4 separate regions of the Mus musculus genome follow, and regions 1, 3 and 4 are each linked to region 2. The links are chromatin loops, found by intact Hi-C in ENCODE. Cell type or tissue: heart. All regions are shown on one strand. Each heading gives the region's core, and the rest is flanking DNA. Links, peaks and the distances in the headings are about the cores only.

Region 1 (6,059 bases), core at 571-5,570, 72 kb before region 2:
TATACACACATAATCATTTACACATACTCACACTTACATATACACTCACAGAATGCATACACACACTCACATATACATACCCACACATACACATACACTCGCACATATAACACACTCACACATGTACACACACACTCACACATACACACCCACTTACATACATACACACATGCACACACACATGTGCACACACACACACACATACATACACACCAGAGGCTGACCTTAGCCAGTGAAGACCAAGGAAAGGAACCGTCAGGTAAACAAGGCTGAGAAAAGTGGAGAAGACAGGTAAAAGCCTTCAGGGACAAAGCACAAAGTGACACTATGGGGGAAGAGCAGGTAAAGAGGATGCTGGGTAGGGACATGTGAGGGCCAGGGGCCCAGAACCCACCCTGACTTAAACCATGACCCAAGTCAGCAATTGCTTTCAGCTGCCTCGGCATACACATCTGTAAAATGGTTTTATTCCTTTCTTCTATAAGTGTGCCTGGCTCTGGAAGCTTGAAGCTGTCTTCTGGGCATGCGGAAATCCTTCACACACAGGAGAGCTCAGGTGTCAGGACAAGAGGGAAGGGCAGCCGTGAGATCTTGACATACTGGCTGGCCCTCTCCAATTTTCGAAGGTCTGGCTCCTAAAAATAGAAGACTCCATAGGTCTAAAGTTCCCAACAGTACAACAGACAAAGAGGAAAGAGTCGAATCCCAGTCCACCTGAATTGAAGTCCTCGGCTTTGTCATTTACAGTTTTCCCTTGGGCATGCTTCCTCGGGGTCTTCTCCTGTCAATGTGGCTACATGAGAAAGTAGGAGGAACAGGTTAGACCAGAGAAGGGACTGGCTCTTAAGAAAGTAGAGAGCCTTGCACCTCCAGCATGTTCCTCCAAAGCAAATACAGACAGTCCTATGTGAGGGATCCACATGGCGCTTGATGACCCCTGCTGGAGTCCTGTGCAGACAGTCATGTGGCCCTTTGGAGAACAAAGCCCTAAGCATCGCACATAGCATGATTCCTCTGGGGTAGGAGCAGCCACTTCTGTTTGCAAACAGAACACTAGACAACAAACTACAAAAGGGACTTGAGGGAGTTTACTCCTGGGGCCCAGGATCCTGGGCAGGGGCAGTGTGGCTGGAAGCAGGCGTACCTTTTCAATTTGTAATCGCTTTTGAGTCATATTCAAAAACATTCCAAGATGAAATAAAGCGAAAGAAGGCTCAAGCTGCCCTGCAGTTGGGAGCCCTTTGGGGAACTGAAGTGAGCAAGCCAGCCCCTCTAATCCAGATGGACAGGCAGACAGACAGATAAACAGCTTAGAGGCCAAGGTCCCACAGGGCCTGAGGAATGGGCTGTCCCACCCCAGCCCAGCAGGCAGTGGCTGCCCTCTCACCCAGACCCCTGCTGGCAAGCACCGTCCACTCCCTGATCTTCCCGGAATGGACGCTTCCCCAGGCTCATTGCAAAACATCCTGGCTGGAGCTGCAGCCAGGAGTCCAGAAGCAAAGCTCCCTCTGCAGAGCGAGATGCCGCTTCCTGAGGACATTCCGGCCTGGTGTGAGGGCCTGTGGCAGGAGAGGGCAGGAAAGGCCAGGCAGTCATCGGCAGCCAAACTGGGGCCACAGCAGGGCCACGTGCTCACTGGGACGACATCTGGCTGGAGCCATAGCCCAGGTTTTAGAGGACTTGTAATCAGGCACCTCCTCAAGCCCTGCCACCGTCTCTGCTGCAACCCCCTCCACCAGACCCACTGCAGACTCGCTGGGCTTGTTAAGGGAGAAGGGAGCCTCCTTATAAAGAGATCCCTATTCGCAGGCTGCTCCACACACCACGATCCCTTTGCAGAGCTCCAGATTGATTCCAGCCTGGACCAGCTGTCACAAGGGGTCACCCAGGCCCTTCTCTTAACCCCACAGGATGGCAATTCCTTCACCTGGGTTAGAAAGAGATTTTTTTTTTTTTTAGCACAGAGCTCCCTTTTCAAATGTCATCCTCCTGAGAACCTGGCGAGGAATAAAAACACTGAGTGTGACACTGGTGAGAGGCAAGCAGAGAAGCCTGGATTCCAGCCCCTGGGCAGAGCCTAGGAAGCCTGGAGACTCGGAAACCCTTCTGAACATCAGGAAGCCACAGAGACCCTGGCTCTGGTTCTGTCCCTCTGTGCCCTCTCTCGGGCATCTCATGCCCAAAGCAGGTGTATTCTCTACCGCTCTCATCTTTGTCTGGCTAAATTCCAGATCCCAGTACTCACTGTCCACTGGACACCACCTAGATATCCGATAGGCTATAAGAACATCCAAAGCCATCACCTCACACCTCCCCTAATGCAAATGGCTCCTGTCATCAAATACCATTACATCAGCTCTTCTGCACCTTCTAGATTCTCTCCTGGTCAGGATTCACTACTGCCAACATTACCACAACCACAGCCTTCACCATCGCTGTCACCACCATCAACAGCAGCACCACAACCACCACTATCATCACCATAATCATCAGCATCACTGCCAACTTAAAAAAAAAAAGCCACTATCATCATTGTCACCACCAAGACCATAAACATCGCCACCAATATTACAAACATTACCACCATGACCCATCACCATTACCACCACCAAGACTACTACCATCACCATAATCATCATCAACACCGTCGATACCATCACCACAAACACACAAATATCACGGTCAACATCATCACTTTGTCATTGCCATTGCTGTCAACACCACCACCATCACCATCTTCACCAGCACACTCCCTCAACTACTGCCATTGCCTTTATCATCACCTCATCGGTACCATCAGGGTCAGCAAACATCACCATCATCCATTTTAACATTATCCTATCCCCTTCCAGTGTCTCTTACCATCTCTGTGTTCCCTTCCTGCTCAATCCCCTACCTCTTAAAGCACAGGCAGCTGTGATCATGACCATCACGGCTTATAACTTCACACTGCCCCCTCAGAGCAGAGTTCAAATGCCTTGAGATTTGACAGTTTACAAATCTAGCCTAGAGTTGCAAATCTCAGCCTCCAGGGAGAAAGCACCAACCTCCAGTATCCCGCGTACAGCTCCTGAGCCCATCTGTAATTCCTCCATCTGTCTAAACACATCCACAGATCCTGATGGTCCAGCAGCCACAGCAACTGCTGCAGTCGATAATGAGCCCCAAGACCCGGAACTACACATGTCTCCTTGATAGCAGTCTTGCCGTGCTGACCTGGCCCAGAACAGGAGAACAATGTGAGAGTGGGTTGGGGGAAGGGAGTTAGAAGGATGGAAGCAGAGGAATGGAGGAAGTAGCAGTGAATATCCAGAGGTCTCAGCATCATGGCTTCCCCCGTGGGAAATCTAAACGCCCTTCAGTAGAGTTCAAGCAACTTCAGCTCAGAAAAGGCACCCCTTCTTATTCTAACAGACCCGTGAAGGAGGCCTTTGTCCCGATGCTCTCAAGCCAAACACCAACCTTTCTGTCTCAGCTGTAGAAGACACTGCCTTACCGCACGACTGGGGCTGATGTGACTCTATACTCTGCTAACAAATGTAGGACTAGACCCCCTTCTTCCCCAGAACCCACAGGGAAGCTGACATTTGCCTCCCAGCCAGAGGTGTTGCTGGGGGCCACATCTGGAATGTGAGACAAGCCTGTCCTCAGATTCTGTCACCTCCATGATGGGAGGGGAATTCCACTGGAAAGGAAGGCTCTGTCCATCCCACCCAGGCCTCTCTGGCCTTTGCCGCACACCAGACACTGCACTGTGGTCGGGACTCTTCATTAGGCTATAGTCTCCTCTTTAAAATGAAGGCAACCCTGTCTGGAACTTTGGGGCCCACAGAACAATGATTTCATTGTCTTGGGGTGTGAAGTCCAGTTCCTTACATGGGGCTGGCTCTCGGGGGTCACTGACCTGCTCTCAGCTTTCACTCTGCACAGGACCCACCAGTGCCCCAAATCTTGGCTCTTCAGGAGAGCACAATCAGGTGTGGCCACAGCAACCATAACAGACTGAGGACTGGAACCTCCAGACTCTGTAGGAGGCAGCCTGGGGCAGCTGGCTCCTTAGGCAATGCATAGCCAACCAGAGGGATCTCAGACCAGTGGCTGCTGCTGGCCCCAGTCCTCCACGGACAGAGCTCAGTGCCAGCCCTGCCCTTCCCTTCTCTGATCTACACACACAGTTTCTCATTCCCACATGGTGCTCACCTCCCCACATTTCCTCCTTCCTCACCGCCTCTTCTCACCTGCCCTTTGTGCTGTCTCCCACTTGTCCTGCACCTCTTCCTGGCCCCAGTTTATGGCCCTGAGCCATAGGTGACCTTTGTCCTTATTGGTCCTCTGTGTATCTATGTGGGGTTCCCTGCCTCTCTTTCTTGGCCCTTCCCTCTCTTCTGTCCACACATAGCTGTTTCCTTCTACCCAGTTCCTCTCTCAGGACCTGCTCCTACCTCAGCCTTTCTCTTGTCTCCACTTTTACTTCTCTGCCTCTTGATCCAGCTGTGTCTGAGTGACAGTGGCTCCCTCCCTGAGTGTGGTGCCCACCTCCCCCCCCCCCATCTTTCTCTCTTTCACAGGCTATCTATATCCCTCTCTTTCCCCATGCAGCTGAGGGCTCACTTTCACAGTTGCCTTGGATGGGCACTCTGTGAACAAGGCAGGGGAAAGAGCGGGAAGCATGGAATTATGACTGGGCCCCTGGCTGTGCATGGGGTGGAAATGCAGAGGCTGGGATGTCTAAGAGACCCTGCCTAGATCACTCTGCTACAGGGCCATCTTCCCAGGAGTATAGTAAGGGCTCCTTCCTCTGCTGGTGCCAGAGCTGCTTCCTCCACAGACTCCTACCTGCAGTGGGTAGCCCCAGCCCTAAACTTCTTTGGGTTCTTTGGACCCATATTTTCCAAACCTGTCGACCTCAGCCCAGAGGGGAAACACCACAGTCCCCAGATATACCAGAAAGGCAGTACCCACATCTTTAGGAAGTCATGTCTGACCCTGTTGGCTGGCACGGGGCCCTAGGTCCCTGTGAGGACAGCAGCCTCTTAGCTGTGCTGAGCTGTCTACCTCTCCACCCGAAGCCTCCTGCTCCAGAGCACCCTGGGCCCTTTGTTCTAGACCTGGAGCACAGCCAGTCTCAGGATGTCCTGAAAGAGTCTATACTCCAAGATCACTGGGGAGGCAATGTCACTGAGCCTGAGCCACCCTGCTGGGGGCTCTTGGGAGGAGTGTTCCACAGGAACCTCTACTACCCCTAAACTGCACCTGAGCTCAGCAGCTCCACCTGTCACTCACACATTCTCCCTCCTGGACACTGTTCAGGGGACAAAGACCATGGCCCATGAATACCCTGCCAGCAACCTTGTGGTATCAGCGATGCCTCCAAGCCCCCATGCGGGGAGCCAGTTAACTCCCCTAAGTTCTACAAATCTCATCGCCCACTCAAGCTTGCCTCCCATGGGACTCACGACCTCTATCCACCCTGTACATCCATCCCGAGTGAGAAATAAGACAGACACACAGCTTGGACTCCCCATGCTGGTAGACCCAGCCTGACATCTTGGTTTATGAATGTGTAACTTTGGACAAATAACTTACTTCCTGAGCATATTGGTGTGGGTCAGTGTCTCTCTGGTCTGTTCTTGTGCCAGCTGAGAGACCTGCTATAATCTTCCTAGAAACAGGGTCCATGAAGCTGAGCCACTCAGCAGACCAAAGGAGGTAGCTGTCCTTGCAAAGTGTGTTATTTGCTGTTCTTGTTAACCAAAATAAAGAAGGAAAGAACTTCCAATCTAGAAATCCGAGGACATCCACACGACACCAGGAGGAATAGCAAAACATGAAGGGAGAGAGAAAGAGAGTGCACCTGTCCAGACTGTCTCGGCCTCCCAGAACATTGCTCTGTATCAGGCCTGTTCTACTGTCTGCAACCTCAGACACGGAAATGCTCTAAAATGAACCAAGTGCAAACAGAGTCTCTGAAATCCTTGGGACCAGCCAGCCACGGTGCGGTGGCTAATCTCAGTTACTCGGGAAACCGAGATAGGAGTCTCTTTGACTTCAGGAGTTCT
Region 2 (6,059 bases), core at 653-5,652:
TGTGTGTGTGCACAGTCATAAAGCCTAGGTTTGAACCTTGTGTATGCTAATCAGGTGCTCTACCATTCAGTCATAGCCCCACTTTTCTATCCTTTTTACTTTGTTTACTTTTGTTAGAGTTATAGGCACCAAGAACTATTTCTCTAGTCCACATAAACACAATGGGCCAAGCATGCTGACCAACCCTCTGCACCTTCAAATGGCCAAGTGGTTCTTCACATGAGTCCCTGAACCTCCAGAGGCAACAGCACCACCTAAAGCTTGCCAGAACCCCTCAGGCAATTCTCACTGAAGCTCCGGGTGGGTGCAGCAGTGAGAGATTTAAGACGCTTTCACCTCCAGGGCTCCAGGCAAGTCTCCTGCCTGATCAATTTAGAGAAGAGCAGAGACTATGGCAAACTGAAGAGCATGCATCTTCCCGAAGGGACCCTGTGGCTCAACTCCAGTCTACCTACATTCACTGTAAGCCACTAGCCGGCCTGTAAGCCCAGCCTTGTGAGGACTGAGGTAGGAGTATCTGGAGTTCAAGGCTGGCCTTAGCTACATCTCAAGATCCTTCCTAAAAGGAAGAGAGAGGCACAAAGAAGCAGGAAGACAGAGAAGGAAAGGGACTATCAGTCAGCGCATCTAAATACGGAAAGACCACATCTCTCTCTATATGATATTTTTGCACCTAAGTATTGGCGGCATTTTTGAGTTTGTTTTTAATCCCATAACGACTAAAGAAACTTTTCTTATAGGTTGAAACCAGCCCAAGAACAGCCATGGAACGACTTGAGGAGGTGGAGATAACTCTCCACAGGAATGTTCTATTAAGAGGCTTTAAGCCCAGGCTATTATAGCTACCTTAGTGCCAACGTTCCCACAAAGCCCCTACCTACAGTGTGGACTGCTTCTGAATCCTCAATTACCAGAGATAGTCTACAGGTCCTGGCCTCTCTCTGGGCCAGAAGATAAACAAGATGGAAAATTCTAGACCCTTGATGATCACAGCCCAGATCAAGACGGGAGTAGAGAGTAAAACCACGCCCTGAGCCAAACTTAGGTTGTTGGCTACAGGCACTCTCTCTCCTGCAGCCCACCTATGGAGGAGAGAATCGTGTGTATTTTAAAGGCAGATTCAGATAGGTCAAATGATTTGTTGTAGGTCACAGAGTTGGCAGATAAAAGAGTCAGGCTGTGAATCTACCTGCACCCCAACCTGTGTAGCTCCTAGTCTTCCAAATTGTCTATCAACTACTGGATGGGAGAGTCCCTGGGGTAAGGCCTGGATTCCCCTGCCACCACCTTCTTTGTCCAGGACACGGTGAAGGCTACCAACCAATATCAGAGTGTTGACCCCTGCAAGAAGGAACTAGTGATGACTCTGTGATAGGTAGAGATCTCAGAAGAAGGAAGCTAGCCCACACTTGGCTTCAGTTTTAGAGTCTCTCTCTACATGGAAGCTCTAAGCCCAAGCTAGGGAGTTTTGGGAGCTGGGGTCACCCTGGAGAGAGAGAGAGCAGGGCCCAAGGTTGAAGGTTCTGGACCCAGCCAAGAATCTTGAGTCCTCTTTCCTTGTCTCAGTCTCAGTGTTCACATCCTTCTTCCTCCGGGCCCAGCCATAGTACCATGACCCAGGTAAGCATGGGTGGTTGCCAGAGATTTGGGGGAAAAAGACTTAGTCCTGCCCCTTCCTGCTGGTGACCTCATGTGGTCACAGCTCCCAGAAGAGCTGGACTGGCCAAGGTCCTGCCCTCCCCGGGGTCATGGGGGGAGGGGAGGGCTCCCACAGGTAGAAAGTGAGATTCCATTCTCACAGCCACAGGCCACAGCGGGGCTGACCCACAAGGCCCTATCAGAGCCCTCAGGGACCAATCAGCACCACCAGCCTGCATGGGACCACAACTGGCTGGACACTGAAGTCAGCCTAGCCAGGTCCTAGCAGTCTGCTGGGGCCCTGAGGTCTCACTAAATGGGGAGAGATAGCCCCAAATGACCCACAGGAACACATAAGGAAAAAGGGGAAAGACAAAGTAGAGACATGATAAGCAAATGGATTCGGAGTTAAGAAATGGTCATCCAGTACACACACACACACACACACACACACACACACACACACACACACCAGACCCCCACACAAATGCACTTCTGTTTCCATATGTGCACTTCCTTATGTTCCAGTATTCGTAACACACATCCCTGTATCCCTCTGCACTGTGTGCATGAACCAACCCTCCCTCCATGCCTCCCCCCACTCTCTCGCTCTCACCCGCCCCCACCCCCCGCCCCGCCCTCTGAGCAGGAGTTCTACACTATACTAGCAGCATAAACCCAACCCGGAGTTGACTGATTGCACCGCTTTTGTCAAATGTCAGGGCAGAGCGTTTACAACCTGGCTTTCTCCACCAGACAAGGACACCATGTCCCACTCACACTAAGGCAAAAATGTTTGTGATGACTGTGGCTAAGAACAAGCCTGAGAATCAAGGTCCTGGGCACCCCACCCGGGATTGGGGTGGAAGGGAGACAAATCCGGGTTGTGCGATGCGCTCTGCGCAGCCGCAGCCTGGCTGACTTCTGGGCCCCACCAGGAGGTCGCCTAGCCTAGCGCAGCCAGGAAGTCAGTTCGGAGTGACAGCTCCCCCCTACGCTGTTTGTTTATTCATGACTCATTCGCCTCCACAGACTGGCTCTTCTTTCTTCTAGAAGGAGGGAGGACAGGAGCTGGCGGGCGGGCGGGCGGGAGAGGACGGGAAGGGGAGAGGCCGGCTCCACAATAAACAATGAGGCAGCTGAGGCCCGGCGGGAGCAGCGGCCCAGGCATCCCAGGCCCGCCTGCCCGAGGCTCTCTGTCCCCTATCCCGCCGCCACCTCCGGGCGACCCGGCCGGAGCAGCCGTAATTGGATCTTCGTCTCCTCCTCCCCTTCCCGCCCATCATCGGGGAACCGGTTAAAGACCGGGTACCTCGGCATCACCGGCGGATCCCAACCTGTGATTTGGCTGCCGGGCTTCCCCGGGGCGGCTCGGCGACACCCTGCAGGCCAGGCCCTCCCCCACCGCTGGCCCTGCGTAGGTCCCGGGGTCCCCTCCGCGCGCAGACTCCCTCGCCTGCTCCGGGATAACAGGAGGAAGCGAGGATCCCAGGCTTCAAGGGCCTCATTGTTCTGCCTGGAGGGGCACGTTGAAAACGCCCCAGGATTCGCTTCCTGTGAAAACAGCCTGGGAGGGGGTGAAGGGGGGGATCCACTGTGGAAACGCGTTACCCCAACCCTGAAAGCTACCCAGATTAGACAGGGCGGAGGACATTGTTTTGATTGTTGATGGCTCTTTCTTTTTCTTTCTTTTTCCCCTCGTTTGGGAACCCACCCACCCTCCTTCCCTCCTCGGGGCCAAAGCTAAGTCTTTCGGGCTGTTGAGCAAGTTGGAACTGTGGGGCCGTTTTTTTTCTGCATAAATAAGGCCAGTGAATGGCAGAGCCAGATATAAAGTCTGATTCAACGATTCAAAAGAAAGCAGGGGCGATGAGGTGGGCATGCCAGAGGAAGCATTCCCCCAGCACGGCCCTCTGAGTCATGTCTTGCACCAGGAGGGGAAAAACAGACCACATCAGGCCACAATATGTCACATGCCTCCAGCAGAGGCATGGGCCTGCACGGCACCGTGGGGGACCTAGCTCCTTCCTCCACAGCTGGGTCAGCAGAGAAGAGGCTTGGGCAGACAGAGGTGGGGGCTACTGGTCCCAAGGTCTTCTCCCGACCCTTTCCTAATTGTCCTTGGATAAAGATGATGCTAAGATGGTGCAGAGCACAGCGCCTGCTAGGTGCTGAGCCTCTATAAGACAGGTTCTTTTATATCCCATATATACATAAGGAAGTTGGGCCTAGAGTCAAACAGTCCACGGGGTCGGGGAGGCAGCCCAGCAGGTCACCAACACTTCTAAGCCCTAGACTGAGACCTCAGGACATGAGGACGGCGACAACTACCTGAGGGGCTCCATCCAGGTGAGATCTTTCACCTCCTCTGCCTTTTATTTTTGCCCCAGCCTCATCACCCATCGAGTGCCCTTCTTATCATGCTTGGCATTTTGTTTTCCTGCCCCCCACCCCTTACATGCCATCAAGAATGCAAGCTTCATGAGGGAAGGATGCTGATTCGTTCAGGAATGAACGAATGGATCCTACACACACAAAAACCACGTTTGTGGCATGGAGATTCCTTGAGCCATGGATGGATGGATGGATGGATGGGTGGATGAGTGGATGGATGGATGGATGGATGGATGGATGGATGGATGGATGGATAGGTGGATGAGTGGGTGGGTGGATGGATGGATGAGTGGGTGGGTGGGTAGATGGATGGATGGATGGATGGATGAGTGGGTGGGTGGGTGAGTGGATGGATGGACAGACGGAAGGATGGATGGATGGATGGATGGATGGATGGATGGATGGATGGATGGATGGATGGGGGATGGATAGATGAATGGGTGGATGGGTGGATGAATGAGCAGGTTTCCCCTGTTGACCATTCCTCCTACCTTTGTGCATGTGGGTAACTGCTCCTGGGACCTGGCCACGCTTGCCACTCCTGTGCCTTCCTCTGGTCACCTCCTCATTGTTCTTCGTCCCTCTAGACCTGACCGATCCTCCCTTCCTTATCTCCCACTGACCCTTCTAGATCCCTGCTTCCTCTGAGGACACACCCTCTGTCCTGTGGGCCTCCCAATTAATCCCATGCCTCTTTAACATCCTGGATGGGTTTCTGGACCATGATACTATTAGTTCCACAGGATGGGGGTTCCCCTCAAGCCCAGTGTCACCTGTCACATTTCTATAAGGCACTCCACTTTCCCAGTACCACTCCTTTCCCTGACCATAGCCCCAACTCACTGTCCTTTGCTCAAAACCTGATGTCACCTGCTGGGTTTTAGCATCCACATGGCCCACCTGATAAATGGAGTCTCTAGACCATTAGCTCCCATCTCCAGAGACTTTCTTCCCTAATGTCCACCTTTTGTCTATGGCCCACCTTGGACCAGGCTACCCCTTCACACCTGCGTCTCCCATTTCAACTTCAACCATTTGCTCTTTGGTCTCATCTTCCAACTGTCCCAGTAGTATGGTTATCTGAGGAACACTCTCCTGCACCCCAGAATCCTCACTACACCATTTTCTCTTCACTCATCACTCATTTTTGCAAACCACACAACCACATCCCTCCCAGCCATAGGCCCAGACTAGCCTGAACAGTGATTCAGGGCTGTGTCAACATGGGGGCTGCAGGCTGGCACAGTGTCCAATGACTGCCTCTTTCCTATCTCCCTATGAGTTCTCTGCCTCCTATTACCTCGGGACTGTCCATCCTGGAGACACTCAACTCCATCAAAATCGTGAAGTCCTTCTTCTGTGCCCTATTGCCTCTCGACACACACTGTTGTTCTTCAGAAATACTGGCTAAAGGAAACCCCTTTGACCACAGCCATCCTGACATCTGTCTCATCCTGAATCACAGAGCGTCTTCCCTCTCTCCCCACGCTTAACCACTGAGCTTTCCCACCCAATGCCCTCCATGGCTCTATCTACCATGTATCTATGCGGGCATGCAGTTACTTTTTCTTATTCTCTGTCCTTCTGGGGCTGCCAGGATGGATGCATTATTCTTTGTGCCTGGGCCCCTACCCCTGCCTCCCCAGTCATCCCTAATCTCTTGTAGAGCTTTCCTCTTCTCTCCTCCAAAGGTGAAGGTTACAGAAGGCTGATCTTCCTCTGCAAGACCATTTTGTCTCCTTCAGGGGTTATGGTATCCACCCCTGTCTTGTCCCACACCTCTGTTAGACGCTGAGCTCAGCTGGATCATACCTTCTGACTTCCACGTGCTGGCACTGCTACTTTCTCCTGGTATTCTTCCTGGTACACAACCCGTGACTTAGCACAGATGAGATCAGCCATGATCTGAAGCTTGCTCCAACCTCCTCCCATATCTCCTGCTGGGCTCAGCCAGGAGAAACTGGCCTGGACTCCAGCTCATCCCAGGCATCCAGGCCTCGGTCTTACCACCTGACCTCTGCAGGGTT
Region 3 (6,059 bases), core at 472-5,471, 260 kb before region 2:
CCTTTCTCTTCATTTAAATTTGATCCTTCCTCCCATTGCCTGACCTCAGCTCCCCAGCTGACTCCAAGCCACTAGATAAGCCCAGCCCATCCTCCTCTTTCCACTCCCACAGGCTTAGTCATGTTTCCTGCCAAAGAGATGACCACAGGGGGGAGGATTTGGAACCTACAAATAATTGACCTTTTGATATCAAAAGTAATTAGCTCAGTTTTATCTTTTGTTCCGTGAAGAAAGTAGCAGTGTTCATACTGGTGCCCACTTGGTTGGAATTTGTATCTTAGTAAAATTTCAAACCAATGCATGACTGACTTTTAAAAAGTACAAATGGATTCTAAAATTTTGTGAAGAGAATGTTCATAACGTTGCCCACTTGTATTCCTACTTCCTCCCATTTTACAGATAAAGAAACTGAGATCCACAAAGATTATGAAGTTCCGGAAGTGGAGATGCTAAGGTTTAAGCTCAGTCCTTGGCCTTTTGTTTGCCATACTGAGCCCTGAGTTCAGGTCATCAGCTCAGGATTCGATGGCCTTCTGTCTTCTTTGAAAGATCATGAGCTACTTAAAAGCAAGGACCACGACTTTGGCAACTCCAGTTTCTGGCCCAGCGCAATGGCACATAATAGCTCTAAATAAACATTTAAAGAATAACTAGATGAATGGCAGAAATATTAAAAGCCTGGCATAGCAGTCGGCTCAGTATGAATTCCATGAAAGATGTGTAAGAAAGTCAGAGGGACTTGAAGGTCTGAGGAGTCACAAGTTCAAGAGCAGCCTGAGCTAGGGAGTGAGTTCAAGGCCAGCCTGGGCAAATTATTAAAACTGTTTCAAAATTAATAAAAAGGATATAGCTCAGTGCTAGAGTCCTTACCTAGCATGTATTAGACCTTGGGGGGCAATGCTGAAGGGAGGGAGGGAGGGAGGGAGGGAGGGAGGGGGAGGGAGGGAGGGGGAGGAAGAGACTGACAGACACACAGAGATCAAAATGCATAGAATCTAGAATAAGCCTTCATTCCTTTAAGCTGAATAAACTTGTAAGAACTAAGTTGTTTTATAGAAAAAGATTTGAATGCAAAAATCTAAAGATACCTTATTCAAGCTGTCTGGATAGAAAGATAATTGTAGTGATTGGTTATTCTTCAAATGAATATCTAGGAAGAATGGGGGGGATCCATAGAAAGACAGTTACCCTCTGCTCAATATAAGATTGCCATGAGTGCACACATGTGTTTATGTATAGCATTAACCAAATGACTCAAGACAACTTGCATGCAAGGGTAGATGGTGGAGAACCAGCATGGGTGGCTGAGCATAAGGGAAGGACTGCTATTTTATTGCTTTTTGAATACATATCTTAACCCTCTGTTAGAGGGTTTGAGAAGTTTCAATAAATGTAAATTCCCTTGTAATTAACGCGAGTGCTTCCCAAGTGGCCTCTTTGTCCCTTTTCAAAAAAAGAAAAAAATAGCTTTAAGCCATCCACTGCCATGACATTTGTCACTTGCTGAACAAGCCACCATCTCTGTTTTGCCACAAAGGTGATCCTTACCCAAAACCCAGCCCTATGAAACACACAAACTCAAGAGGGAGCAAATGCTTCAAGCTAAGGATGCAAAGGGCTGGCGAGGCTGTAAGTAGTAAGGGCACTGAAACAGAGTGAGCGTCAACATCTTCCTGGGCACAGGGTACAGGCTCTGAACCCAGACACTACTGACTGAAGCCCGGGGTGGGGTGGGGGGACGAACCCCAGTCATGCGTGGAAGAAGGCAGGGAGGAGAGGCAAGAAATGCATTCCCTTCCCCAGGGTCCCAGGATTGTTTTGGTAATTACCCCAGCTTCTTCAACAGCTTGCGATTTGTCCAGTGCCTGGGAACCTGTATTTGCCTCACACAATGCATAATTCATAGGGCATGGACAGCAATTATGAGCTAATTGAGGGGTGTAATGTTTAAAGAAAGGATCCATTATGAGGCGCATAAGGGATGCTGGAGTGAAGATGCTCTTGAGTCCACGGAGGCTTGGTGCCCCCAATTCAGCCTTCCTTGAGATGACTCTAATCGTCTCCTGAAGGGCACTGAAGCTGGGCACAAGAGTGCTCCTGCTAGAGGATGCTCAAAGGGTCCCAGAGTGACTTCCCTACTCTCGTGAGCTTGGTCTTCCACTTGTCACATGGACGCTGTCACCTGGATTCATATGATTCTAAAGACGCGATGTTTTGACCCCAACCATACTTGCAAAAGGAGAGTGAGGATCTCTTCTCGGGGCGAGGCAGATGCTATAGTCTTCAAGACAGTGCAGTAAAGAATTTACGCCATTTCCATCATAAAATAACCTCTTAAAGGAGTTGCAAGAGAGATCCTTAGATGGTACAACTGTAGAAAATAGGGAGCTAGCAATCTTCCTAAGAAGGCCCTGGGCTGGAATCCTGTATGTGACTAGTTTTTCCTCTTGCTAAGGGCCACTGAAAGAATCACTCATCTGTGATCTCAGTTTACCATCTGAACTGAGGAATGCAGTTTAAAGGAATGGCTTTCAGACCCTCCTGGTCCTGATGCATCATTTCTGTGCATTCCCGGACTCATCTTTCTGACTGAAAAAGAAAATGTTTTGAGACTGAGTACCTCTCTGTAGACCAGGCTGTCCTCAAATTCATGGGGAGATCCACCTGCCTCTGTCCACTGAGTACTCAAACTGCAGGCTTATGCTGCATGCTTCACTCTGATCGAAAAGTTTAATCCAACTCCACAGGCAAGTCTTGCTTCCCTTGGGACCTACTCTGTACACTGTGACTCCCACAAGAGACCTACAATGTGACTATCACACAGGTGATCATGTGATAATACATCAAGAAACTTATTTTCCCTTCAGTTATACTGCCAAGGCAGACGCACATCTCATAGCAGTTTATCACAGATACTTTGTAGAATAAGGGTTCTGCTTACACTTTGTGTAACCAGGAGGGCGTGGTAGTTGTATACTACGTATGGGTTACCACCTTTCTGGAACCCTGTAGGCTTCAGCATATACATCACTAGAATTGCTCTAGGATGGTCCTTTAGAATTTGAATTTTCTCTTCATATGCAATCAAGTACTTCCACGACAGCATGTTGATACCATAGGACGCCCTCCTTAACAAGCCTGTTCTGATTGTATTACACCAGCTACTCAAGCTGGGCTGCAGTACCCCATGTCACCAGTAGAGGCCGCTTTTTGAAGTGTGTTACACACACCCCAACTCAAGCCATCATGGAGTTATCCCATGGGTGCTAGAGGTCTTATTGACCACTTTGTCCAAACAGAAGTCCCTCTTTTGTCCTGTACAGAACTTTCTCTGTCTACAAAGGAGTCCTAAGCCACAACAGGCCATTGACTGTCCAGCAGCTTCCCCAGTGTGTCTCGTTTGACCAGAGCTCCTGGCCAGTTTGTATGGCTGCTCTTGTTTGAATCAGACCCTTAGAACATGGGGACTGATGCCCTCTGCTTCTCATGCCCTGGTGAGAGAGTAACTATTCCTGAACAGTTCTTAATCGTTATTGTGAGGCTTTCAAGGTGAGAAATTGAAGGAAAGCAAAATGAGCCAGTTTGCTCCGAGACTTAATCACTCAAGGCCCAGAACAAACTGTCTCCCTCTTTCTGCTTCAGATCTGAGAGCTTTATCTATGTGGCTGTTGGTTTCTGACAGGCAGAGTAAGACAAACAGGAGTGTGGGTGGGCTGACCCTTTCCCCTTCTGATAGGGGTGGCAGTGTTGAGGCATTTCTGGCAGAAACTCTCCGTAGACACAAACACACACACCCAATTCCCCTCTCCTCTCTCTCTCCTCTGAGACCTGACTGAAGATCTCCCTGCAATGTGAGCCACTGAACTCTTCCTCACCGAGTTATCCAAACTCCTTCAAAACCTTTTTCTTCCTTTTCATCTCTCTCCTTTGAGGTTGTTACTAATTCCAAACCTGTCAACTCATGAGGTGGTTGCTTTAAACTGTTCCTTCTCCTGCCCATACCCCCTCCCCTGGCAATTCATCTTCTATTGTGTTACTCAATGGTTTGGTTTTCCAAACTTCTTCTTGGTTTCCTCATCAAACTGCTTCCCCTTGGCCTTCTGCTTGCCCCCCAGTCTAGTGGCCAGGTCGTGGCTGAGAGTTAGCCGAGCTCTGCAGGAAGATCTCTGCCTCTCAGTTTGATGTCTCCCTCATTCAAGCATTCCTTCAGCTTGCATGCCCATCAGTCACAGATCAGGTACAAGGACAGGAACCAAGTGACAACTACCACAGTAAAGAGCTGTCTTCAATGTGCCTGTGGGTTTTGTGACAGGAAGCTGATCTCACTGTCACCATCTTGGCTGAGAGCTGTGACAGAGATGGCAAGGGGCAGCTGAAGCATAGAGAAGTGGTCTGTCCTGGGAAGACTTTCTATTCCTGACTATGCTGATTAGATTTTTTTAAATTTAATTTATTTATTTATTTATTTATTTATTTATTTATTTATTTATTTTGCAACTTGACACAGCTAGGGTCATCTGGGAATAAGGAACTTCAGTTGAGAAAATGCCTCCATCAGATTGGCCTGTAGGCAAGTCTGTGGGCCATTTTCTTGATGAATGGTTGATGTGGGATGGCTAAGCCCACTATGGGCGGCGCTACCCTTAGGCAGGGAGTCCTGGAGTGTACAAGAAAACAGGATGAACAGGCCACAGAGATCCATTCAATAAGCAGAGTTCCTCCATAGTCTCTGCTCCAGTTCCTGCCTCCAGGTGCCTGCCCTGCTTGAGTCCCTGTCCTAGTTTCCCTCAATGATGGCTCATAGCATTGGACATGAAACAAACCTTTTCCTCCTCAAGTTGCCTTTGATTGTGGTGTTTTATCACAGCATCAGAAGCAAACTAATGCACTGCCCTACATTCTCCCCTTCCATCAATCATATTTCCCCCTGATATATGGAGTGCTGACTGAATGTCGAGCTTTCTCAGAAAGGCAGTCATTCAACCTGCTTCCCTTAGTATGAATGCTAGGGAGGGTGATTAGATCCTCTCCTTTGGACCACCCACTAGCATCCATCTTGGGATTTCAGATCATCTTTCAGCTTTGCACACACAAGGGCTTGTTTGCCGTAGGGTGGCTTTCAGGAAATCCTGGTATGGACAGAAGAGATGGACATGTGGCTGCTTCTCTTGGGGGATTGTTCCCAGGCATCCTTTATCCTGGACTTAAGTTTCAATTTACACAGCAAATAATTCATGGTTTTGGAGCTTACAAAGAGTGTTAGCATATGTTTAAACCCCATAACCAGCCATGATTCATTAGCCTTATTCTCCATGATGCCGATGAAGGCCTTGGCTGGGCCCACACAGCAGTCAAGCAGTACAACTAGACTCCAAGCCAAGCCTGACTCCAACAATGTGCCTTCCCAGCTACTCTCTGAGCTGGAGAGGATGCTCACCAAAGACTGGGACTCATGTGGAGTGGTGATTGGCCAGAGACCACAGGGAGCAGGTAGGGAGTCAGGGGATCTGAGTCTCAGGCCAAGTCCATGGCCATGTCTCCTACTGAGGCTCTTCTATGTACTCTCTAAATATCCCTGTCATTGAAGTTGATGGCTCCTGAAATGGAGTCTCTTGAGCAGGGACTGCAGGGTTTCTGTGAGGGATGCCCCTTTCTGTGTCCACACATGACCCATCAGACTTAGGAACTGCAGGGCTGGGTCGTCCGTGTTTGGCCCTTCCACATTCACCACAGACTTCTGATGCAATCTCATGTTTGCATGGCTGGCTTATATCATGCTTTCTCCACACCACTGCACCTTGGGTTTAACTTCATGGCTCTGAGGTGGGCCTGGGTATGGACACTTTCCACACTTCCTTATGAGAAGCCGGTGGATGACAGAGGATGAAGACTGTGAGACTAGCTGCTATTTTTCCTTACAGTGGTCACATGGTCAAACATTCCTGCTGGTCTTACAAGCATCCCACAGGCCTACAGACAAGGCCAAGTCTAGCCATGTTGGCCCTCATCAGGTGAGACCCTAATGGCATGACAGCACATGCATGGATGGATGATGTTGA
Region 4 (6,059 bases), core at 269-5,268, 150 kb before region 2:
CCAGGTACTATGCCTTAGCCTTAGCCCCAGCAGCTCTCCGGCAGGTATATGACACCACCTTTCTTTCCTCCCAGTCTCCATTTCCCACTCTGTCCTGCAAAGTTAGAAGCTGCGGAGACAAACACCAAGGGAAGCTTTGAAGGGAGGAGCTGGAGCCATTTGACCTTGGAACCCCTGGGCAAAAACACTACTCTAAAATCTCTGACAAAGGGGCAGATGCAGTCTGTGTGACCCCAGTAGGAGGCAGTGGAGCCAGTGAGTCAAGCTTCTGGGGTCCACTGGGGATGCTTCAGGAACAGAATGGAGATTCTAGTGCTCCCCCAAACTCAGAGATCATCCATTGCAAGTAGCATCTCCCAGGGGGGACACCCCACAAAGGGATAGCAGTCCCTTTCCTAGCAACCCCAGCAGCTCAGAGGGCTAGAGGCCACAGAGTTCTAGAGATCAGGAACATCACAGTCTATTCTTGAAGTCTAAGGAATCTGGAGCCATGACCTTGTAACTGGTGTTTTACAATGTTAACAGTTTTTTTGAGATGGCTACTCAAAAAAGAAACGGTGTGCAAAATTGAACAGACAGGTCTTTTTCACTCTCTGTTCCATCTCTCCGTACCATGACATCTTCCACTGCAAACCCCAAGGGCACTGAGACACACACCATGTGCCTTTGGGAGTATGTCACTACAGTTAGAAAACAGAGACAAGAGCTGGAACTTCAGCCCCACTGACCTGACTTCAAGCCCCACACGGCCATTAACACGAGGTAGAGTCTGTTATCCAGGAAGACGCTCATGCAGAAATAGGTCCCATGAGGAAGGCTACCTTTGAGGTACTCCTAGAGCTGATGTGAGGTGACACTGGTCAATCACTTTGTTCGGCCTTGACCCATGGGATGTGTTTCATAGACGGTAGCTATGCTAATTAACATAGGTACAATAAAGTACAAGCCCCCTGCCGATCGTGTGAGGGACAGGATGATAATGACGGGTGATCAGGCTGCCAGCTATGACTCTCAAGTGTCTGGCTCTCAGGAGTTCAATGTTTCCTATCACACTCTGTCACTGACGCTTCTTGTCCAGGAATGTGCCCACCCCGTGTGGGACCAAGAGAGAGCAGAATGGCATCTTGTGATGGGCCAGGTACCCACACCCTCTGCTCAAGGACTTTGCTGAGAGCTAAGAATGATCATATCCATTTAACAGATAGGAATCCAGAACTTTCCTGAGGACCCAGAGTTGGACAGGGGACAGTTCAGGGACACAGGCCTGGCTCCTCAAAGATATAAGCCCAATGCCTCTGCCTCTGAATTAAATCCTTTGCCATGATCCACAGATACTTCTAGAAAAGAATTATCATGCCATTGACTGACTTCCCAATGATGCACAGATCACTCCAGAATCCAGGACTTAATGCATGGAGCTTTCCCCACAGGCCTGAGTCCCAAAGATGCTGCCAGCAGAGGATGCCTTAAACCTTCCTCCTGACAGTCTCGCTGGCAGAATCCCAGAACTGCAGTGCTGAGGGACCTGGAAGAAGTCTTTGAAGTCTCCCTCATACGGAGCTGCAGAAAGAGGCTTGTTGTCTTATGCAGAGAGCAGTTGAAGATATCAAAGGGAAGATAGGATGTTAAATTTGAGTGATCAATGTTTAATAGTCAGGGTTGTAAGCTGTCACGAGGGATGCAGTGGGTGGGAAGCCTCACGTACTGTAGGATTTGAGATGACACTGCCCCGGGCTGTGGAGGAGCCCTCTGGCATCCCTGTAAATAGGGAGGACAGATCAAGAGGTACAGGGGTGAGCCCACACTCCTCTGCCTGGCTGCTTATGTGGGGGGCATTGCATAGAATAGGGATGTTTTGGGTGGAAGTAAACCCTCAGATTCTGACCAAGCAGCAACCAATCATACAAATATTGGTCTCTTCTCAACAGGACGGTTAAGGGCCCCCAGAAAGGTAGAGAGGGGTCCACCTTGGATTAAGGAGACCTGAGGATCCAGCCCTTGTCAGGGATAACTTCAACATTGCACTGAAACTTCTCTGGGCAGAAATAGGAGGCTGCATGGACTCTGGGAGAAATGGATGCTAAAGGGGGTGGGACCTTCCTCTGTAGGACAGTCTCAGGGGCAGAGCCTGCCCTTCTGGGTCTCCTAGCATCTATGATGTCTGTTGCCATTCACAAGAGCTTGGAGGAATGTCAGCTCCCTTGCTTTGTGATATCCAGACCCTAGCAGATGGGGTGAGCTCCCCCAACCCAGGCCCTCTGTCAGTCACCCTCACAGGTTGTTCTGTGGCAGGGAACACGGCTCCCTCTGGTCCCTCCCCTGGAGCTCATATGCACGGCTGTGGAGTGACAGGGCTGAGGACCAGAAGGAGCGAGCTCCCTAAAAGCTTTCTTGGCTGAAGAGCAAGAGACAGGCTGGGCTGTCCCCACAGGCAGCCCTCATCTGTTCCCAAATTCGGGCATCCCCAGAGAGCATCAGGAAGGGCTTGGAGGAGTGGAGATGCAGACTGACTGACAGAAGAACAAATCCTGAAACTCCAGCCCCTGTGCCTGGCTAGGCAGGGGCCTCCAGACCTCACATGGCTGCCTGCCACCTCCTGAGCAAAACACAATTTCACGACTCTTTGGGGGATAAAGGATTTTATTTACCTCTTTTCAAAAGCTTCAGAATTCTTCCTGAACATCAAATAACTCCTGGCAAACACATCCTGATGAGTAACACGAAGTGAAATAGAACCAGATGGGCTGACTCGCTCTGGGCTTGCGCGGGAGGGGGAAGGGCGGATCTCACTCACAGAGAGGCTGGGCTGTGGGCCACAGGAAGTGCATCAGGAGGGGGGCACAGCCTTCCAAGCAGGGAGGGGACAAAGTCCCCTGGACTTTGCCGGAGATGGAGTCACACTGCCTGCCATCTGGCTTTGTTGGGAAGAGAAAAGAAATGGGGTTTCCGGCAGCCTGTTGGTGGCACCCCAGCAGTGTGGATCATGCCAAGCCTGGCATCTATGGCACTTGGGACCCAGGGGACTCTGAGACATAAGCTCCTGTGATAGGGAGATTGGATGGCCAGTGTATTTAGAATCCTCTAAGAACCTCCTGAGGACTCCGCGAATTATCCAAACAAGAGTGCTCTCTCTCTCTCTCTCTCTCTCTCTCTCTCTCTCTCTCTCTCTCTCTCTCTCTCTCTCTTGATTTGGTTCCACTCAGCTGAAACACACCATTTCCCAGCCTCTTTTCAAGAGGAAGCACTGTAGCAGCCCTGACCAGTGGGAAGCAGCTAGTGTCTAAGCCACTCCTTCCTTGTGCCATCCTTGACCTCCAGGAGGGAGGCTACAGCTGGAGCTGGAGTTCCACGGATGAGATGAGCAAGTCTGGTGGGGCAGGGAGCCTGAACCGCACATGCTCTGTGGAGCCACTGACTTATCCTTGAACATCTCTGGCCTTGTGCCTATCCGTGAGGATGTGCTGCTGTGGGGTTAGGCAGACGATATTAGGGTTCTCTGGATCCTGACACCAGACCAGTGGCTCCAGTCCCAGGGAAGCAGTCCTAGCAATCCAGACTGCATCAACTAATCTCTTATGCTCCAGAGACTCCCATGCCTCATGTAGCTGTCCCAGTTGCCTTAGGGGTCTCCTGCCCAACTCCTTCAGGAGGCTCTTGCCACTTCCACGGCAGCAGAGGCCACTAGCCCCAGTGTTCAGCCTGCCGCGCCCCCCCCCCCCCCGTGACCTCTCCAGACGGTAGCCTGTCTTTTAAGAGCAGAATGTTAAAACTGAGGGTACCGACCCTCTAGCTTATCTGGGTGTGGTCATCTTAACATGGGGTTAGATAAAATGAAACTTGTGTGTGGCAAACCAGGCCATGTTAGTCACCCAGGGTGGTAAGAGAGCCACATGGGAACTTGGAAAGCTTATCCATTGATTTTTTTTTTCTGGCATGGACTTTAACGGCAGGATCTCTTAGATGACAAACATCTGAAGCAGAACTTTTACATGTAAGGCAGACTCTGACGGGCCTCTTCTGGGAAGTCCTGGAGATTCTGCAGAGCACTGTTGGAAGTCACCGTGGCTGAAAGCAAAGGAAAATGCAGACAGCTAGCAAGCTGGGCAGAGCTGGGAACAGCAGCAGAGTTTGACTGCTAGTGGTTCCCAGCTCCTCCACACCAAAGGCCCCAATATTGGACACATGCGCTTCTTCCAGCAGATTCTTAATTGGGGCTCCAGGCCATCCATAGGCGAGGCTTCCAACCTGCAGCCCCGGCTTCCTCTCTCTGGCACTGTGTCAGTCTCCAGCCACTGCTCATGCTGCTCACCTTCCACACAACTTTCTCAGAGACTGGCCTAACTTTCCTGAAGGAACATGTCCCCTGACCCATTGCTATAGTATGTTCAAGCTCATATTTCCAAACCCCAGTCTGACCCTCAGTCTCTCTCCCCAAACTTTCATCTTCCCACAGACACTGCCCCACTGTGCCCCTACTTCTCCTCTGAGCCTGTGCTTGTGGCCCTGTGTGATGCTGAGACCATGTTAAGCTTTTGTGGCTCCGTCCCCTGCTCTCTTTGTCCCACCCCGCAGTCCTCCTCCAAGGCCTAACTCATCCTGCCTTTTCTCTGGAGCCATCCTTGGTGCCTTTACTCCAGGGAGTCTGGAGGGCAGTCAGTGCTGTATCCCGCAGGCTTTACCGTGTCTGCACGCATCCGGCTTGCAGTGTGCGTGTGGTGTACTTGAAGGAAGAGAGAGATCCATTTCCTGCGCATAAGATGCACACTCTATTTACTTGGATAAAAGAGACTGGTTAGCGCACATGTGTCCTGTTTTGCTAACTGTGCTCCCACACTCCTCATTTAACAGTAGCCTGTGTTCCTTCTGGAATTTGCCTCTTCCCCGCTGTGTGTGGTCTTGGTGGAGGGGAATTCTAGGCTTCTGCCTCCCATTATGAAAGCCAAAGGTCCAACTCCAGGCTCCTAGATCCCAGGGGGAGCAGGAACGTGCCTCGACCTCTCTTCTGGGAACACACATCTGCTGAGAGTCATTCAGAGTGTCAGCCAAGCTTCTGGGTTGCCAGCGACAGACTCCTGCTTGGTCAGTTTGAAGCAGCCAGGGATTTATTCCATAGAAGGTGAGGAAGATCACAGGCCTGGTGGATAGACTGGCAGATGGGCAGCGGCAAGACAGCCAGGGCACAGCTGGGCTCTTAGCCGAATAGTCCTCAGGACACCAATCCATGTGGTCACTACATGCAGGATGCCACCTTGCTTCCCATGCTGAGCACACAGCACGGATCTTCTTCCAACTGGTCATTGCTGCTGCTGCTGCTGCTGCTGCCTTAGCGTCCTGCCATCTCCAAGAAGAGCCTTGACAGTGTTCTACAACACTGCCTGCTACTCGTTTTCCCAGGTGACATGTAACTGACCCGCTGATACATATATGTCTGTGCCCTTCCTCAAAGGATGTACAGACCTTGTGTTACAGAGTCCTACAAAGGATGCTAGGATCGACAGTTCCGTCCACAGTGGAAGCATGACTTCACCACTTCCCTCACTTTAAGGCAGGGAATTCAACAAGCCTAGAAAAGAGGAATCCTCGGTTGACAGACAAGCAAGAAGAATGGGAAAAAAAAAAAAAAAGAAAGACACTGAATCCAGAGACTAAGCTGGAGGTCACCGTCTCAACCTCAGCAGCATGAAGACCAGATGTTCCCTTCTGTATGTGATGGTCACAGCTCCTGAGCTAGGTGATCAGAAAGGCCCAGGCTTCTGCCTTCCCAGAGTCTGCTTCTCTAGGTTCCTGTCACTTCTCCAAGCTCTCGACATCCTGCCAATAAATTCCTTTTTGCTGAAGTTAACCAGTGTTAGTGTCTGCCGCCTGCAGCCCAGCAATGCTGAGCGAAAGCATGAGTAAATATGGGTACTCACTGCTTATAAAACGCCAGGCCTCCCGATGGGCTGCAGGCCCATTGACCCCTCCCCAGCACCTTCTCCCTGGGGAAGCCAGGGGGGCCAACTGGCTGTGGGGATCCTGTGGGGATGCCTGTCAGGCTTCAGTCCAGAGCAGGGAGCCCC

Evidence for each region. A loop is a pair of places that touch in the nucleus more often than their neighbours do. Peaks named below come from ENCODE experiments on the same cell type or tissue, not always from the same donor. Only the 100,000 strongest peaks of a DNase experiment are listed, where the experiment ranks them.
Region 1: it touches region 2 in a loop (7-fold over the local background); 11 of 42 quality-filtered maps call a loop at or near these places.
Region 3: a loop joins it to region 2, with 5 times the contacts of the local background. A loop is called at or near these places in 7 of 42 quality-filtered maps.
Region 4: a loop joins it to region 2, with 2.2 times the contacts of the local background. A loop is called at or near these places in 4 of 42 quality-filtered maps.

The regions. Positions count from the first base shown.
Region 1 is chr14:25,303,174-25,309,232 of GRCm38, forward strand. The region is part of intron 2 of Zmiz1os1 (a long non-coding RNA gene); the gene reads right to left. LOC115486423 (a long non-coding RNA gene) reads right to left here. Exons shown (of 2, transcript XR_001781198.1): 1 at 4,239-6,059; 2 at 448-3,216. Among named protein-coding and RNA genes, the nearest start is that of Gm41113, 73 kb to the right of the region's middle. In heart, for the core only: a CTCF peak has its summit at 1,443; DNase peaks (open chromatin) are centred at 1,488 and 5,078; H3K4me3 peaks cover 564 bases; H3K27ac peaks cover 3,897 bases.
Region 2 is chr14:25,375,484-25,381,542 of GRCm38, forward strand. All of the region lies in intron 1 of Zmiz1os1 (a long non-coding RNA gene), which reads right to left. It overlaps Gm41113 (a long non-coding RNA gene), which reads left to right and starts at 3,794. Exons shown (of 2, transcript XR_874439.2): 1 at 3,794-3,987. In heart, for the core only: a CTCF peak has its summit at 2,562; DNase peaks (open chromatin) are centred at 1,808, 2,548, 3,058 and 3,628; H3K4me3 peaks cover 2,238 bases; H3K27ac peaks cover 3,887 bases.
Region 3 is chr14:25,113,418-25,119,476 of GRCm38, forward strand. No RefSeq gene overlaps it. Among named protein-coding and RNA genes, the nearest start is that of Gm32123, 7.2 kb to the left of the region's middle. In heart, for the core only: no CTCF peak of the experiment used is centred there; a DNase peak (open chromatin) is centred at 3,194; H3K27ac peaks cover 874 bases.
Region 4 is chr14:25,223,923-25,229,981 of GRCm38, forward strand. No RefSeq gene overlaps it. Among named protein-coding and RNA genes, the nearest start is that of Gm32379, 15 kb to the left of the region's middle. In heart, for the core only: no CTCF peak of the experiment used is centred there; DNase peaks (open chromatin) are centred at 2,469, 2,799, 3,479, 4,979 and 1 weaker place; H3K4me3 peaks cover 1,144 bases; H3K27ac peaks cover 3,231 bases.